Linked DNA regions of Homo sapiens: region 1 is linked to region 2. A link is a loop called in an ENCODE intact Hi-C map of the cell type or tissue named here. Cell type or tissue: psoas muscle. All regions are shown on one strand. Each heading gives the region's core, and the rest is flanking DNA. Links, peaks and the distances in the headings are about the cores only.

Evidence for each region. Peaks named below come from ENCODE experiments on the same cell type or tissue, not always from the same donor. Only the 100,000 strongest peaks of a DNase experiment are listed, where the experiment ranks them.
Region 1: a loop joins it to region 2, with 2.2 times the contacts of the local background. A loop is called at or near these places in 1 of 110 quality-filtered maps.

Annotation. Positions count from the first base shown.
Region 1 is chr15:82,720,016-82,728,784 of GRCh38, reverse strand. It overlaps the pseudogene ACTG1P17. Among named protein-coding and RNA genes, the nearest start is that of AP3B2, 15 kb to the right of the region's middle. In psoas muscle, for the core only: no CTCF peak of the experiment used is centred there; no DNase peak of the experiment used is centred there.
Region 2 is chr15:82,568,344-82,577,112 of GRCh38, reverse strand. CPEB1 (cytoplasmic polyadenylation element binding protein 1) reads left to right here. Exons shown (of 13, transcript NM_001365242.1): 4 at 5,581-5,769. Among named protein-coding and RNA genes, the nearest start is that of RPS17, 32 kb to the right of the region's middle. In psoas muscle, for the core only: no CTCF peak of the experiment used is centred there; DNase peaks (open chromatin) are centred at 4,962 and 5,272; H3K4me3 peaks cover 966 bases; H3K27me3 peaks cover 270 bases.

The DNA of each region.
Region 1 (8,769 bases), core at 490-8,489, 150 kb before region 2:
GTGTTATTTACCAGTGAACATGAATCAAGAACTAGAGTGGAAGAAACCTTAATCCTTAACCTACTTAAGTTAGGAAGGAAGATCGGAAAGGATGGCTAGGAACAACCCAACTCAAAGGATACTCAAGTGTCAATCACTCTTTTATGTCCCTTCTTTTGTCAATCACCTCAATCACTCTTTTATGTCCTCTTCTTTTTGTTCTTCCCACCACTGCCTTAATGAACACATTCGTCATTTAATTATGCATTTGCCCTCATCCAGCAACCCTAAAAAAACTTGCTTTCTCTGTTTCCAGTTTATCTTTTATACTGGCCCCTCGTTATTCTTTCAAACATATCTAGGCCAGGCGCAGTGGCTCACGCCTGTAATACCAGCACTTTGGGAGGCCAAGGTGGGCGGATCACATGAGGTTAGGAGTTCGAGACCAGCCTGGCCAACGTGGTCTCTACAGAAATACAAAAAAATTAGCTGGCCATGATGGTGGGTGCCTGTAATCCCAGCTACTCGGGAGGCTGAGGCAGGAGGATCGCTTGAACCTGGGAGCCGGAGGTTGCAGTGAGCCGAGATCGTGCCATTGCACTCCAGCCTGGGTGACAAGAGTTGAGACTCCATCTCAAAAAAAAAAAAACTATATATATATATATAATTACACAATTTCTATGGCTTAGACACCTTTATTGGCTCCTTAGGGAACTGCAGGATGGATTAAGTTATCTCCGTGGTATATAAAGTCCCTTCCACTCATATTTCAACCTTATTAAATATTCTGTAAGAAGCAAATATTAACATATAATGGATGCAATCAATAGAGACAAAGCCACATACAAGAAACAATACCTGATTATTAGCTAATCAAGTCTATAAATATCATGAATGGAGGCCAATAACACAAGCTCTAGGGTAACTACCTAGCAGAGCTGGGGACCTTGGGCGGTTGCTTAGCCTTTCTTAATAGGGTCTTCATCTGTAAAATGGGGATACTTTTAGCAGATGATTTTCCACACTATACTCAAACTCATAGAGTAAAAATAAAAATCTCTTTTCCAATAGTTAAGCCCCACACAGCTGAATCAACAATGCCATGTCTCAACATATTGGCTCCTGAGGCAAATAAAAAAATGTGTGCACCATACACTTTGTAATATATTCTTAAATTGTTGCTTTTTTCAGAACGCGGAAGTGGTTGAAAAATACAGAAAAACTGAAAAGTGTATTAAAACTCACAATGTTATTTAACCATTTTATTTATACCAAAATAGAATAATGTATTACAATTTTAGGTAAAAATTATTTAAATTTCTCCCTGGCTGGTGCCAGACCACACTCGACATTGTCTCATCATTTCCCCGACAGATCACAATGGAAGCAGAAATCACCTTGCTCATTGTTGACAATAGCTTTGCCATGTGCAAGTCTGCCTTTGCTGGGGACAATGCCCTCAAGTCATGTTCCTCTCCATTGTCAGGCACCCCTGGCACCAGGGCATGATGGTGGGCAGGGGCTAGGACTCCTATGTGGGCGATGAGGCCCAGAGCAAGCAGCATCCTGATCCTGAAGCACCCCATGGAGCAGGCCTCATCACCAACTGGGACCACATGGGGAAGATCTAGCACCATACCTTCCGCAATGGGCTGCACGTGGCCCCTAAGGAGCAACTGGTGCTGCTGACCGAGGCCCCCGAGCCCCAAGGCCAACAGAGAGAAGATGATTCAGATCATGTTTGGGGCCTTCAACACCCCAGTCAAGTACAGGGCCATTCAGGTCACCCTGTCCCTGCATGCCTCTGTCAGTGCCATTGGCACCATGGGGGACTCAGGCGATGGGGTCACCCACACTTGCCCATCTCCAAGGATACAGCCACCCTCTCCCAGTCATCCTGTGTTTGGCCCTGGCTGGCCGGGACCTGGCCGACTACGTGGTGAAGATCCTCGAGGGGCCCGCTACAGCTTCATCACCACAGTGAAGTGGGGGATTGTGCGTGACATCCAGGAAAAGCTATGCTGTGTTGCCTTGGACTTGCAGCAGGAGATGGCCACTGCCGTGTCCTCTTCCTTCCTGGAGAAGAGCTACAAGCTCTCCCACAGCCTGGTGGTCACCATCAGCAATGAGTGGTTCTGGTGTCCAGAGGCGCTGTCCCAGCCCTCCTTCCTGGGCATGGAATCTTGCTGCATCCAGGAGACCATCTTGACCTCCATCATGAAGTGTGATGTGGATATCTGCAAGGACCTGTACACCAATGTGGTGCTGTCTGGCAGCATTGCCATGCACCCAAGTATCACACACAGGATGTAGAAGGAGATCACTGCCCCAGCACCCAGGACCATGAAGATCAAGATCATGGCTGTCTCTGAGCACAAGTATTCCATGTGGATCAGCAGCTCCATCCTGGCCTCACTGTCCACCTTCCAGCCAATGTGGATCAGCAAGCGGGAGTGCCACCAGTCAGGCCCCTCCACTGTTCACCGCAAATGCTTCTAAATGGACTGTGATGAGATACGTAGCCTGTGCTGCCTGAGTCAATTCAGAAGTACAAATTTGTCCCTGGAAAATGTATACATCTCATGCTAGCCTTAGGAAACTGGAATAAGCCTTTGAAAAGAAATTTGTCAGGCTGGGTGCAGTGGCTCATGCCTGTAATCCCAGCACTTTTGGAGGCCCAGGCGGGCGGATCACCTGAGGTCGGGAGTTTGAGACCAGCCTGACCAACATGGAGAAACCCCGTCTCTACTAAAAATACAAAATTAGCCGAGCATAGTGGCACATGCCTGTAATCCCAGCTACTCGGGAGGCTGAGGCAGGAGAATCGCTTAAACCTGGGAGGCAGAGGTGAGCTGAGATCGCGTCATTGCACTCCAGCCTGGGCAACAAGAGTGAAACTCCGTCTCAAAAAAAAAAAAAAAAAAAAGAAAAGAAATTTGTCCTTGAAGCTTGTATCTGATGTCAGCACTGGATTGTAGGATTTGTTGCTGATTTTGACCTTGTACTGAAGTTAAATGTTCCCTTGGTATTTAATACCTTGTACTTATCTTTGATTTAAACCCTTAGTACATGTGGCTTAGTCACTTCATGGCAGAGGTGAGAACATGCTTGTGGAAGAGAAGTCCGTGGCTTGGTGATTCTGCCTGACCTGCAGTCTCTCCATCTGTGCAGGGTACTAATGTGTCGGAGCTCAGGGTTCCAGAATTCGTCTAGAGACCGGCAGGAGCTCCTCCACCAGTTGTCATTTCTGTCTTGCCCGTCTGTCAGGGTTGGAAAAGTCCAAACCTTAGGACCCAGTTTCCTTTCTTTCCTGATGTTTTCCTGCCAGGACACCGGTAGGCTGTTACTTGCCTTGAGCTGGAAGAAGTTTGCATTTACACTGTAAATGTATTCATTGTTTTAATTGATGTAAGGTTTTTATGTACAATTCTTAATTCTTTAAGAGATGACAACAAATTTTGGTTTTCTTTTTTTTTTTCTGTGGCTAATCTATTTTTAACCACAATCCCAAGATAATTCAGTGGGGGAAAAGACCATTTCTATAAATGATGCTGGGACAACTGGATATCTACATGCAAAAGAATGAAGTTGGATGCCTACCTCACACCACATAAAAAATTAACTCGAAGTAGATCAAAGGCCTAAAAGTAAGAACTAAAACTAGAAGCTCTTAGGAGAAAACGTAGGTATACATCTTTGTGACTTTAAAGTAGGCAAGTTTCTCAAATATAACATCAAAAGCAAAGCATTGGCAGGGCGTGGTGGCTCACCCCTGTAATCCCAGCATTTTGGGAGGCCAAAGCAGGTGAATCACTTAAAGTCAGGAGTTTGAGACCAGCCTGGCCAACATGGTGAAACCCTGTCTCTATTAAAAATACAAAAATTAGTTGGGCGTGGTGGTCATAGTCTCAGCTACTCAGGAGGCTGAGACACAAGAATCGCTTGAACTGGGAAGTGGAGGTTGCAGTGAGCCGAGATTGCACCACTGCACTCCAGCCTGGGAGACAGAGTGAGATTTCGTCTAAAAAAAAAAAAAAGAAAGATCTACAAATGGCCAATAGGCACATGAAAAGATACTCGACATCATTACTCATCAGGGAAATGCAAACCCAAACCACAATGAAATATTACTTCACAGTTGCTAGAATGGCCATAATAAAAAATACAGATAAAAACAAGAATTGGTGAGGATGTAGAGAAACTGAAACATTGCTCATGGAAATGTAAAATGGTGCAGTTGCTTTGGCAAGTTTCTTTAAAAAGTTAAGCAGAATTTTCATATGACCCAGCAACTGCACTCCTAGGCATATACTCAAGAGAAGTGAAAACATATGTTCAAACAAAAACTTGTACATGAATTGTCATAGTACCATTATTTATAATATTCAAACAGTGGAAACAATCCAAATGCCTATCAACTGATGAATGGATAAACAAAATGTATATACATAAAATGGAATATTATATGTTCATTAAAAGGAATGAAGGCAAGGCGCAGTGGTTCATGCCTGTAATCCCAGTATTTTGGGAGGGTGAGGTGAGAGGACTGTTTGAGCCAGGAGTTTTGAGACCAGCCTGGCTAACACAGTGAGACCCTGTCTCTATTAAAAAAAAAAAAAAATAGCTGGGTATGGTGGCATGTGCCTGTGATCCTAGCTACTTGGGAGGCTGAGGTGGGAGGATTGTGTGAGCCTGGGATGTCAAGGCTGCAGTGAGATGTGATCATGCCACTGTACTCCAGCCTGGGCAACAGCAAGACCCTGTCTCAAAAAAGAAAAAAAAGGAATGAAGTACTGGTACATGGTACAACATGGATGAATCTTGAAAACATGCTCAATGAAAGAAACCAGTCACAAAAGGCCATACATTATATAATTCCATTTATACAAAGTGTCCATAATAGATAAATTCATAGAGACAAAAAGCAGATTTGTGGTTATTAGGAGAGGAGAGAATAGGGGAGTGACTGCCTAATGAATATGAGATATTTTTGGAGGGTGATGAAAATGTTCTGGAATTAGATAGTAGTGATGGGGCCAGGTGAGGTGGCTCATGCCTGTAATCCCAGCACTTTAGGAGGCCAAGGTAGGTGGACAACCTGAGGTCAGGAGTTCAAGACCAGCCTGGCCAACATGGTGAAACTCAGTCCCTATTAAAAATACAAAAATTAGCTGGGCGCAGTGGTGCACACCTGTAATCCCAGCTACTTGGGAGACTGAGGAAAGAGAATCACTTGAACCCAGGAGGTAGAGGTTGAAGTGAGCCGAGATTGCACCACTGCACTTCAGCCTGGGCAACAAAGTGAGACTCTGTCTCAAAAAAAAAAAAAAAAACACACCAAAGATAGTAGTGATGGTTATACAACCTTGTAAACATACTTTTTAAAACTCCAAATGAATTGTACATTTTTAAATGGTGAATTTGGCCAGGCACGGTGGCTCACACCTATAATCCCAGCACTTTGGGAGGCCAAGGTGGGTGGATCACTTGAAGTCAGGAGTTTGAGACCAGCCTGGCCAACATGGTGAAACCCTGTCTACTAAAAATACAAAAATTAGCCGGTGGTGGTGCATGCCTGTAGTCCCAGCTACTCGGGAGGCTGAGGCAAGAGAATCACTTGAATCTGGGAGGCGGATGTTGCAGTGAGCCAAGATTGCGCCACTGCACTCCAGCCTGGGCTACAGAGAGAGACTCTGTCTCAAAAAAAAAAAAAATTAAATAAATATATAAATAAAATGATGAATTTTATGGCATGTAAACTACATTTCAATACAAATAGCAAAAGATTTGAAGAGATACTTCACCAAAGAGATTATATAGATGGCAGATAAGCACATAAAATATGTTTAACATTAATTAGGGAAATGCAAATTAAAACCATGGTGACAAGAGGAACCCAAAGAGACATGATGACTAAATGTAATATAGTGCTGGGATGGAATCCTGGAACAAGAAAAGGACTATAGCCAAAAACTTAAGGGAAGCTGAATAATGTATGGACCTTAGTTAATAATAATGTACTAACATTGGTTCACCAATTGAGACATGTGGACCATACTAGTATAAGATGTTGAAAAGAGTTAGTTTTGGGGGATGGTAGAACTATTCTGTATCTTGTGATGCATCTATACATATGTTAAAATTCATAGAAATGTACAATTGACATTTACTGAATGTCAATTAAAAAAATAAAATTTAAAAAACAACATGGAGGAACTAGACAGAATTCAAGAGCCCGTAGAACCTGGAGATTTGACCCCAGAAAAAAGAGAAGTGCACTGAATGAGATCCATGTTTCCAAAGTTTTCTTCTTCTTCTTCTTCTTTTTTTTTTTTTATTTATTGAGATGGAGTCTTGCTCTGTCGCCCAGGCTGGAGTGCAGTGGCCCAACCTCGGCTCACCGCAAGCTCTGCCTCCTGGGTTCAAGCGATTCTCCTGCCTCAAAGTAGCTGGGACTACAGGCGCCCGCCACCACACCCAGCTAATTTTTTGTATTTTTAGTACAGACGGGGTTTCACCATGTTAGCCAGGATGGTCTGGATCTCCTGACCTCATGATCCACCCACCTCAGCCTCCCAAAGTGCTGGGATTACAGGTATGAGCCACCACGCCCGGCCAAAGTTTCCTTCTTAGGGACACCCCAGTTTACACACTGTGAGATGCTAGAACTCATGCACAAAGCTATAGACTTCTCAGCTTAAGATATTGGTGGAGAGGCCAGGCACGGTGGCTCATGCTTGTAATCTCAGCACTTTGGAAGGCTGAGGTGGGTGGATCACGAGGTCAAGAGATTGAGACTATCCTGGCCAACATGGTGAAATCTCGTCTCTACTAAAAATACAAAAATTAGCCGGGCATGGTGGCACATGCCTGTAGTCCCAGCTACTCGGGAGGCTGAGGCAAGAGAATTGCTTGAACCTGGGAGGCGGAGGTTGCAGTGAGCCAAGATCATGCCGCTGCACTCCAGCCTGGCTACAGAGCGAGACTCCGTCAAACAAAAACAAAAACAAAAACATATATATATATGGCTGGGTGCGGTGGCTCACACCTGTAATCCCAGCACTTTGGGAGTCCCAGGCGGGTGGATCACGAGGTCAGGAGATGGAGACCATCCTGGCTAACACGGTGAAACCCCTTCTCTACTAAAAATACAAAAAACTAGCCAGGCGTGGAGGCAGGCGCCTGTAGTCCCAGCTGCTCGGGAGGCTTAGGCAGGAGAATGGCGTGAACCTGGGAGGCGGAGCTTGCAGTGAACCGAGACCGCGCCACTGCACTCCAGCCTGGGTGACAGAGTGAGACTCCATCTCAAAAAAAAAAAAAAAAGATATTGGTCGAGAAAGTTCAGGGTTTCTAGAGCAACTGCAAATTGATGGAGGATATCCCTGAAAGGAGGAATCTTCAGAGACAAGATTCCCAAGATCAATGCATGAAATGTCTTCAAATTCTTGGATAACCCCTTACTACACGTCCATGAAGTGAAACTCCAAGGAGCTCAGTAGAAAGCAGTAGTTGAAAGGCAGAAGGAAAAGGGCAGATATTTCAGTTGCTGCATACTCCAAGGGAGGCAGAATTTGTGGTTCAATTTTCAGAAATTTAAAGGGGCTTGGCAAATGCCTTGGACTGTCTACTGAAATCCCATAGAAGTCACACCTTAAAAGACTATATCCCAGGATGAAGGAATTCATCATAATAATGGGGGTAAAACTTTTAATAGAATCATCATAAAAAAGAGTTAAATTAGGATTCCACAAGTTTGAGGCTTGCTAGTACAAAAATAAACATTCTTCAGGGGAAGCTAAAAGAATCCAGAATCTCTACACTGTATCATACTCAATGTTCATTATACTATTTTTTGGTGGGGGATGGGGGGCTGGAGTCCAGTGGCGTGCTCTTGGCTCACTGCAGCCTCCACCTCCCGGGGTCAAACGATTCTCCTACATCTGCCTCCCGAATAACTAGGATTACATGCGTGTGCCACCATGCCTAGCAAACTTTTATATTTTTAGTATGGACGGGGTTTCACCATGCTGGCCATGCTGGTCTCAAACTGCTGACCTTGAGATCCACCTGCCTCGGCCTCCCAAAGTGCTAGGATTACAGGCGAGAGCCACCTCGCCTAGCCACAATTTTTTTAAATCCTAGGCAAGAAGAAAGGAGAAGGAGAAGAAGAAGAAGAAGAAGAAGAAGAAGGAGAAGAAGAAGAAGGAGAAGAAGAAGAAGAAGAAGAAGAAGAAGAAGAAGAAGAAGAAGAAGAAGAGGAAGAGGAAGAGGAAGAAGAGGGGCAGGGGGAGGGGAGGGGGAGGGGGAGGGGAGGAAGAGGAAGAGGAAGAAAAGATAAAAACAGAAAGAAAGAAAATGTAGGCTGGGTGCAGTGGCTCACAACTGTAATCCCAGTACGTTGGGAGGCCAAGGTGGGCGGATCACTTGAAGCCATGAGTTCGAGACCAGCCAGGCCAACATGGCAAAACCCCATCTCTACTAAAAATACAAAAATTAGCTGGGCGTGGTGGCTCATACCTGTAATCCCAGCTACTTGGGAGGCTGAGGCACGAGAATCACTTGAGCCCGGGAGGCCAAGGTTGCAGTGAGCCGAGATCACACCATTGCACTCCAGCCTGGTTGACAGAGGGAGACTCTGTCTCAAAATAAAAGAAAAAGAAAAAAGAAAGAAAATGTAATTCAACAATAAAAATGTCAATGGAAATAGATACCAAGATCACCCAAATGTTGGGGAAAAAAACTTTGAGGCAGATATGGATATTTACAAAAGACTTTAAAGAAGATAGTGAT
Region 2 (8,769 bases), core at 297-8,296:
TTGTCAAAGCCATGGGCCTATAGATTTAACTTTATTTACAGAAAAAAATTTCTACTATAATGCCTCATTTAATGGAGTCCTGTTTTTGGAGACGGGGTCTCACTCTGTCACCCAGGCTGGAGTGCAGTGGCGTGGTCTCAGCTCACTGCATCCTCTGCCTCCTAGGCTCAAGCGATCCTTCCACCTCAGCCACCCAAGTAGCTGTGACTACAAGTGTGCACCCACCATGCCCGGCTGATTTTTTGTATTTTTATTACAGACGGGGTTTTGCCATGTTGCCCAGGCTGGTCTCAAACTCATTGGCTCAAGCTATCCACCTGCGTTGGCCTCACAAAGTGCTGGGACTACACGTATGAGCCACCACACCCAGCCTGGAGTCAGTTTTTATTGTCAAATCAATTAGTTCAGTCAGACTTTCATTTTTTCAGAAAAAGTCTGACTTTATTTTTTTCTCAACATTTTAGTAACATTTTCAAGCATACATAAAAGCTAAAAGAATTACAAAGTGAACACCTGTAATACCACCTAGATTGAACAGTGAACATCTTGTCATATTTGCCTTATCACATATCTTTAAATTGTAGACATTGCTACAGTTTACCCCAAAATCCTTCACCATACATATCATTAACTAGTATTCAATACTATATTTGTTTATAACTTTTTTGAGGTAAAATTTATATGCAGTGAAGAGCACAAATTCTAAATGTGTCATTAGATCCATTCTGACTGATGTATCCTCACTCTCATCAAAATATACACACTGTTAGCATCACCTCAGCTACTTTCCTTGTACCCCTTCCTAATCTACCTGCCTACTTCCTGCCAGAGGCAACCACCTGATTTTTTTCACCATTTATTAGTTTTGTCTGCTCTAAAAATTCAAATAAGTGGAATTATATACATATGTAACTTATGTACGGCTTTTTCCACTCACCATAATTATCTTATTGTTGCCTGTATTATTCCTTTTTATTGCTGAATAATAGTATGGTATATGCATGTACTACATTTTGTTCTGTTGATTCTCACATGGACTGAATCCACGTTTGGGTGATTATGAATAAAGCTGCTATGACTATTCTTGCACAGGTGTTTTATTAGACATACACTTTTACTCCTCTTAGTTGAATTCCTAGGAGTAGAATTTCTGGGTCATAAGATAATATGTGTTAGTTGTGTAAGAAATGGGCAGACCATTTTTCAAAGTGGATGTACCTTTTCTCCCATTGAAAAGGAAGAAAATATATAAGCGTTTTCATAAGTACAAGGTGGATGTACCATTTACGGTAATGAAGCTTTGATTGACAACATCAAATGTTGGCAAGATGTGGTACAGTCTTTTAAATTTTAGCCATCTAGTAGGTGTGCAGTAGTGTCTCACTGTGGTTTTAACTTGGATTTCTTTGACTAATGATTTTGAGCACTTTTTGAAGTTCTTATTGGCCATTTATATAATCCTTGTGAAGTGCTTTTCAGATTTTGTGCCTTTTAACAATTGAGATTTCGTTACTTTTCAGTTAAGATTTCTTTTACTGATTTGTCAGATATGGTTGTGGGTATTTTCTCACATATTGTGGCTTGCGTAATTATTTTCTTAGTGGTATCTTGATGAGCAGAAGTTTTTCGTTGTGATAAGGTCAGCTTATCAACTTTCTCCATGATCATTGCTTTCTGTACTCTACATAAAGAAACCCTTGCTTCTATGTACTCCCCCTCCCCTACCAAGTTACAAAGATAGGTTCTTAGAGAGGCTTTGTAGTTTATACTTAGCTTTCACTTTTACGTCTCTGATATCTACTAAATTAATGTTTGTATATAGGTCAGAGTTTATTCCCTCCTCCCCATATGGTGTTCCAGTGCCATTTGTTAAAAAGTTTTTCCCCAATGAATTGCTTTAAGTCTGGTATATTGGGATTACACAGATGTGCAGATGGCCCCAGACTTAGGTTGGTTCAACTTTGGTTTTTGACATGATGATGGTGTGAAAATGATACGCATTCAGTTGAAATTGTACTTTGAGTATCCATACGACCTTTCTGTTTTTATTTTCATTACAGTATTCAATAAATTACATGAGGTGTTCATCACTTTATTATAAAACAAGTTTTGTGTTAAATTATTTTGCCCTACTGTAGGCTAGTGTCAGTTTTCTGAGCACAGTTAAGGTATGCTAGGCTAAGCTATAATGTGCAGTAAATTAGATGTATTTAAATGCATTTTCCGTTTATAATATTTTCAACTTACAATGGGTTTATCAGACCATAACCCCACTGTAGTTGAGGAACATCTGTATATTAATTTTGTGGGTATCACTTTTTAGCGCTGTTGAGTCTTCCAGTACATGAACATGGTTTATGATTTTTTTTTTTTTTTTTTTTTTTTTTTTTGAGACCGAGTCTAGCTCTGTTGCCCAGGCTGGAGTGCAGTGGCACGATCTTGGCTCACTGCAACCTCTCCCCTTCCTGGGCTCAAGCAATTCTCCTGCCTCAGCCTCCTAAGTAGCTGGGACTGCAGGCGTGTGCCACTGTGCCTGGCTAATGTTTTTTGTATTTTTAGTAGAGACAGGTTTTCACCACGTTGGCCAGACTGGTCTTGAGCTCCTGACCTCAAGCGATCTGCCTGCCTCAGCCTCCCAAAGTGCTGGGATTACAGACTTGAGCCACTGCACCTGGCCTCAAATATTTTCTTTAATCCTCACAAAACACCTAAAAGATGGCTACTGTTGCATCTTTAAAGAAGAAAAGATTCTCAGAAAGACACAGTGGCAGACCTGGTGAGCAGAGCAAGGTCTGTCAGTCATCTAAAGCTGTTGATTTTTCCAGCCTGCCACACTAATGGTTTTAACAGGTATGGCCTGCATTGAGTTGGAGCTAGTGAAGAAATCCTACAATGGTAGTGAAAATCTTTATCTAGAAGAAACAACAGATTGAGGAATGTCTGGATAAGGAGGAAGGTGAGGTCTGTGGTGGGGGTTGTAGGGGTGAGGGTAGAATTATACTGTGTGTAGAACTCCAAGCTCCTGGATGCATGTAGCCATTTGGTCTTAAATGGGTTTAACAGACCTGTTGCTCAGGCCTGGGGTCTTTCAGCTTGGGGTGGGAAGATTGTGTTAGTTGTACACATCAGTACTGTTCAAACTTTTGAGATGGGAACTACTTTGTCGCCCAGGCTGGAGTACAGTGGTGCAGTCATGGCTTTCACTGCTGCCTTGAACTCCTGGGCTCAAGCAATCTTCCCAAAGTTCTGGGATTATAGGCATGAGCCACCACACCCGACTGCTCAAACTTTTTTTGCATACATATATATTAACTGGGGATCTTGTTAAAATGCAGATCTCAATTCTGTCGGTCTTGGGTGGGGCCTGAGACTCAGTATTTATAACAAGCTCCTGGTGATGCTCATATTGCTGGTCTGCCACACTGTATTTTGAGTAGCAAGAGCATAGTTGATTCTCTCCTCGTGAGGGATGGGGGTAATCATATGCACAGTCACCCTGATTTTAATGGGTAGAAAATGGCTGCTTCTAGACATAGATGCCCTCAGATTGGGGTATGGGGATTATATAGATATTTGGTGTAGGGGAGAATAGATACTTAAATATGGATGTTTTTGAAGGAAGCATTGTGTTTTGGTAACTAATATGTATGGGTGAAGTCTAAAGTATATCCTTAGCTTGAGGGAAGGGTGAACATAGAGAAGCAGGAGGGGAGTAGTCAGGGGTAGGGGCAGCACCAGTATGGGTGATTTTTGCTAGGCCTTTGCCATGATGAACAAGGCTTTGACAAACACAGATAGGGAGCAAGCAGAATATCTACAGCCAGGAGGAATAACGTGGATGGATGACACAGCAGCAAAGCTTTAAAAAAAAAAAAAAATCTCCAAAGGAAGGAGACTGATAATTTTCCCTTCTAGGCTATGCCTGAGTGCCTGTGGACACAGGGTGTACTGCAGGAAGTTCTGAACAGCTATTTCTGTGGCAGCATTATTCTCTCGACCCTGCCATGGGAGGTCCCAGGTGGGCATGCTTCCCGTATCTGCTTGCTTCTCCTTGCAACAGGGGAGAACAAGCAGGTGGAGTGCTACCAGCTGAGTCCAGGTTTGAGCAGCCTGCCTGGTGAGTCTGGGCCTGTTGCCCTACCCTCCTTTATGAGGAAGAAGCCCAGTGACCCTGGGCTCATGTTGGAAAAGGACCGATGTGGGAGGAGATGGCAAAGAGGAAATGGCGGAAGCTCCAGAAGCTGAATTTTCTTAGTCTTTGTTGCTGGAGCTGTGAGTGGCCACAGAAATAAGCATTGGTCTTGTGCAGCACCTCTGAGAGAGGGCCTGGATGTTAGAGGCATCAGTGGCCCTCACGGCTGCCCTGTATCATGCTCAGGGCTCCTGGAAGGGCAAGAGAAGCAATATTGACAGAGCTAGGTGATTAGGTTTCAGAGTTTGGTGTTTCTAATAGGGCGTAACGATACTTCAGAGACTGTTTCTCTTGGTTTGTCAGATGCTGCTTCGAGAGTGTTTCCTCAGTCTGTGCCTACAGTTGCAGGAGGGAGGGGAGGAGCTGAGCCGCTGTATCTGTTCATGACTAATACCCATCTTGTTGGGATGAGGGAACCTGGGCACAGGGATTATCCTAGTCAGGGCAGGTCTCACTCTGGCATGTGGGTTGTGGGCCATGTCCTTTGAGGTGTACCTGGAACAGCCCAGTGACTCTCCCCCACTCTGCCAACGCTTACCCCCTTTCTCTGTGATAAGCTGCTCTAGACAAGCCTGGAACACCAGGTGTTGTTCCCCAGGGTCCAAGTGTACAGTATTTTTCTGAAGGTTATCTTGTTCCTCAGTGGTAAACACTGCTGTGTCAGGGTGCTGCTCAGGGGCCACTTGGAGCACAGATTTTTGCTAGCAGGACTGTGAAGCTTTGCATTGGGCTGCAAAGCCAGGGCTTGAGCCAGCAGCTGGAGAGAGTCCAGGACTAGAGTGTTTTTGGGTTTGGGGGTGGAGAGCAGGGGGAGGGAAAGGGAGGGGCAGGAGGGCAGAGCCACACGAGCAGGCAGTCGGCTGCTTTGGCTCTGCTGTCGGCGGAGAGGACTTCAGTCGTGCGTGAGGGCTGCTTGGCCACCATTGCTGGAGACCGGAGGGCGCTGCCTTGCAACCCAGACTTAACGGCACTGCACCGGGACTATTCCAAGTAGCTGTTGTGCTGTCTTTCCCTGGGAGGCAAGTCTCCTCCCTGTCGTCCCCTCCTGCTCCTCCCCCGTTCTGTGAGGGATGATGCCGCTCTCTATTGCACGGCTCAGCCGGCTGATGTCACTGGCAGCGGGAAGCATCAGCAGCCTGATCACATGCTGGCCCAGTCTGTAATGCAGACGGGATAGGGGTGTGTGTGTGAGGGGAGGGGGCCTGTATGGCAACTGCTCTTGCCCCAGCGTCCCCAAAAGTGCAGAGGCAGCGGCTGCAGCATCCAGCCAGCTTGGATGTCTGGCCTGTGAGCCTGGGGAAACTATTATTAATAATATTTACTGTTGATAATATTGGGGAAAACAGCCCTTAACTCTGAGGTTTCTGCTGTGCTCCTTTCCAAAACAGACTTCCAGGACTCTGAAGAAACAGTTACAAGCAGGATGCTTTTCCCAACCTCTGCGCAAGAATCTTCCCGTGGCCTCCCAGATGCAAATGACTTGTGCCTTGGCCTGCAGTCCCTCAGTCTGACAGGCTGGGACCGACCCTGGAGCACCCAGGACTCAGATTCCTCAGCCCAGAGCAGCACACACTCGGGTGAGTGCCAGAGAATGAGTTGGCTGGGGTAAGGGGATGCATGGGGGTGGTGAACGAAGATATCCACAGCAACAGTTGTTCTGTTCCCCTTTGCATCACTCCCCACCATACACACATACAACATGGAGCTGTTTTGCAAGAGATGGAAATGCAAGCTGTGAGTGTGGCAGGACAGATGGCTCCACGTAAAGGCAGGCATGGCTCTTCCACTTACCCTGATAAATTCCCTGGAGTTGTTAGTCTGCACCTGGAGTGGCCCTGAGGAGGGTCCCCAAGGCGTGGTGGCCTTGTGCAGAAAAGATCCAGCTAACCCCCTGGTGCCCAGGCCTGTCTTGGAGATGATGAAGCAAAACACTTTTAGGTGGGGGAGGGGAGTTAAGGGGTTGATTACTGGATGACCAGAATTACTCAGTGGTTTTAAAAACCAGGGAGTTATATGAAGAGTGAGTGGTCTCTGAATCATGGCAAGGGAAGGATTTTAACCTCAGATGAGGCTGGATAATGCACTGAGATATTTGGAATTGACTTAACATAGGGTTCAGAGCATTGATCCTGGAAAGGGGTAGGCAGGGTGAGTGGGGTGGGGTAACTCCCAGCTATAGAATCTTTTTTTTTTTTCCCTTTGTGTTGAGAGTGACCAGCTGGATAAAAGAAGAGCCACTCCCCTTTAGGATCCCTTGTCTTCTTGGTAGGGTTCAGTGGGGACAAACTAAAGGGACTTCTTGGCAGCCCCCCCTTAAATTGCTTCTGCTTATACCTTCTGTTACCTGTTTATTTCCCTCTTGTGGTACAAGGAGGAGGGTTGCCTAAATACAAGTCTTGGAGTATTCAGGAAGAAATGTGAACTTAAACACTACAGGTATACTTACAAGCTACATATTTTGCTTTATGTAAATTATAATAAAGAGGTATTGGCAGCAGATACTCTAGGAAAATGAAAAGGTGGTAAGGGGCGGGGGGGAGGGGGTGGTACAGCCATTCGCTGTTGGTACTGACAGTGGGAAACACCAAGTCTGCTGTCCTTCCCTTCCCTCCCTGGTCCAGGAACCGGCAGCCATGGCAGCAAGGTACTGTCTTGTTGATTTCTGTGGCCTCCACCCTGTTTGGCGCAGGTCTTTTTTTAGAATGCTTTGCAGAGCCTGGGCCCGTTGTGTCTGTTAGGCATTTTAATGCCCAGTTGTTTTGGTAAAACCCCATTTAGGAGAGGGGTATTGAAATTGTTTTATGTGGATGTGGATGGGGAGAGCTTTACCTTAAGTAACTATCTCTGGGTTAAGATAGGGTTTCTTGAAGTACTGGCCTTCTGCTGACTCAGGTTTTTCCAGAAAGGTCAGCAACTACCCTGTTCCCCTGGGCAAGGAAGTATGGTATCACTGTTTGGTATTCTATGCCTGGAGACCACGGTACTTTGTTTTGTGTGTTCTTGACGCCAACCTTGGGGGCCTATGAAGCCAGCCTCCCCTGTCCTCACTTCCACCGTATCTGAGCAAAAGATAGAAGAACTCACACAGGAGATGGGCACCTGTCTGTGGGTGATCAGTGTTTGACCAAGGCACTGTCTTTCATTGGCATCAGGTTGAAGTATAGCCCTTCTTTGGCTCTCATTCTCTAAGCTACAATGCTCTTTCTGAAATACATTATAACATTGGGCCCATAGAAATGCAGGTGTGCCCCACTGGGGGCTTGGAGAGCTTGGTCTGAAAGTTACTATGAAATTGAGCTATTAAAAGTAGCTTGGATCTAGTCATAATATCCACAGCTTCTCCACCACCTGAAAGGCCTGTGCTTGTAGCTGTTTGTCTCTGAAATAGAAATGGTTTTTCTTTTCCACTTTCCATCCCAAGCACTTTAGTGATAAATATTACATGATTTTGTCGACCAGGGAGGGACTGCAGCCTGAGCCTCAGAATTCATAAGGACCAGAACCAGAGTTGCCCCAGCAGTATGATCTGGCTGTGTAGGCAGGTTAGTGTGGGTATGTTTTCCTTTCTGAGGGTTGAGGACACACCCATCCCTAATCGTCATGTTGCCTTTGGTTTTGGAGCTGTGGTGACAGCCATTGCTCTTCTTTCCCTGGGCTCTGGGCCTTCTTGGAAAGCCCACATGAGGGTACTACCTCCTGGAGTAGGATGCAGCCCTCCCACCAGCCAGCTGCAGTGCCAGATCGTGCACCCTCACCAGCAATGCGGGAACATGCAGCCCACATTCCAGTGCCTACACTGCCTTTCCGTCTGAAAACCAGCTAGCTCAGTTGCTTCAGTGAGGGAGGAGGCTTTCAACAGCTCTGGGCATTTTCGGAGTTATCCTTGCAGATACCCTGTTACACTGTTGTCTCTGTGTAGAGACCAAGATGCAAGCTTATTCCTTGAGCTCTGCTTGGTGATATATTGCCCAAGGCAGCTATGGCATCACATCTGACCATCTTCTACCACTCTTAAGTAATGAGCAAGGTTGGAGATAGTAGGGCTGTTGGCTAAATTCATCTGGCAAACGTCGAGCATTCGTTGTGTGCAGCACTGGAAGTACAACATTGATTAAGATAAAATTGTTACCTTTAAGAATCTCCGTGGCTATCAAAGGAAAACAAATGAGGAGGTATACCGAGTGCTGCATCTGCTATGATAGGGGCTTTCATTTTTTCCCCTAAGGATTTTCTTCATTGTAACAACCTTTCATTGGATTCTTAGCTTTAGGCTGGTACATGGATACCATTCTCCAGGGGCCAGAGTACTTCTGCTATCTAGATTTCCTTGGCCTCAGAGTCCTGCAAGAAGACCCTGGGATAGAGTCTGTTTTTGAGAATTGTACCTGCAAGGCCTGCATGGGCTTGGATGTAACACTTTGTGGGGTCCTTCTCTTCTAGACTGTGCCTACCCTGAGGCACTATCCCTTGATGGGGAGGAAGACTTTGGGGGCAAGATGAGTGTTATAAGTGCGTTTTTCTCATACCCCAGTGCTACCCTTTCTCATGTCCAGGGCTACCCTTGTCCTGCTTGCAAT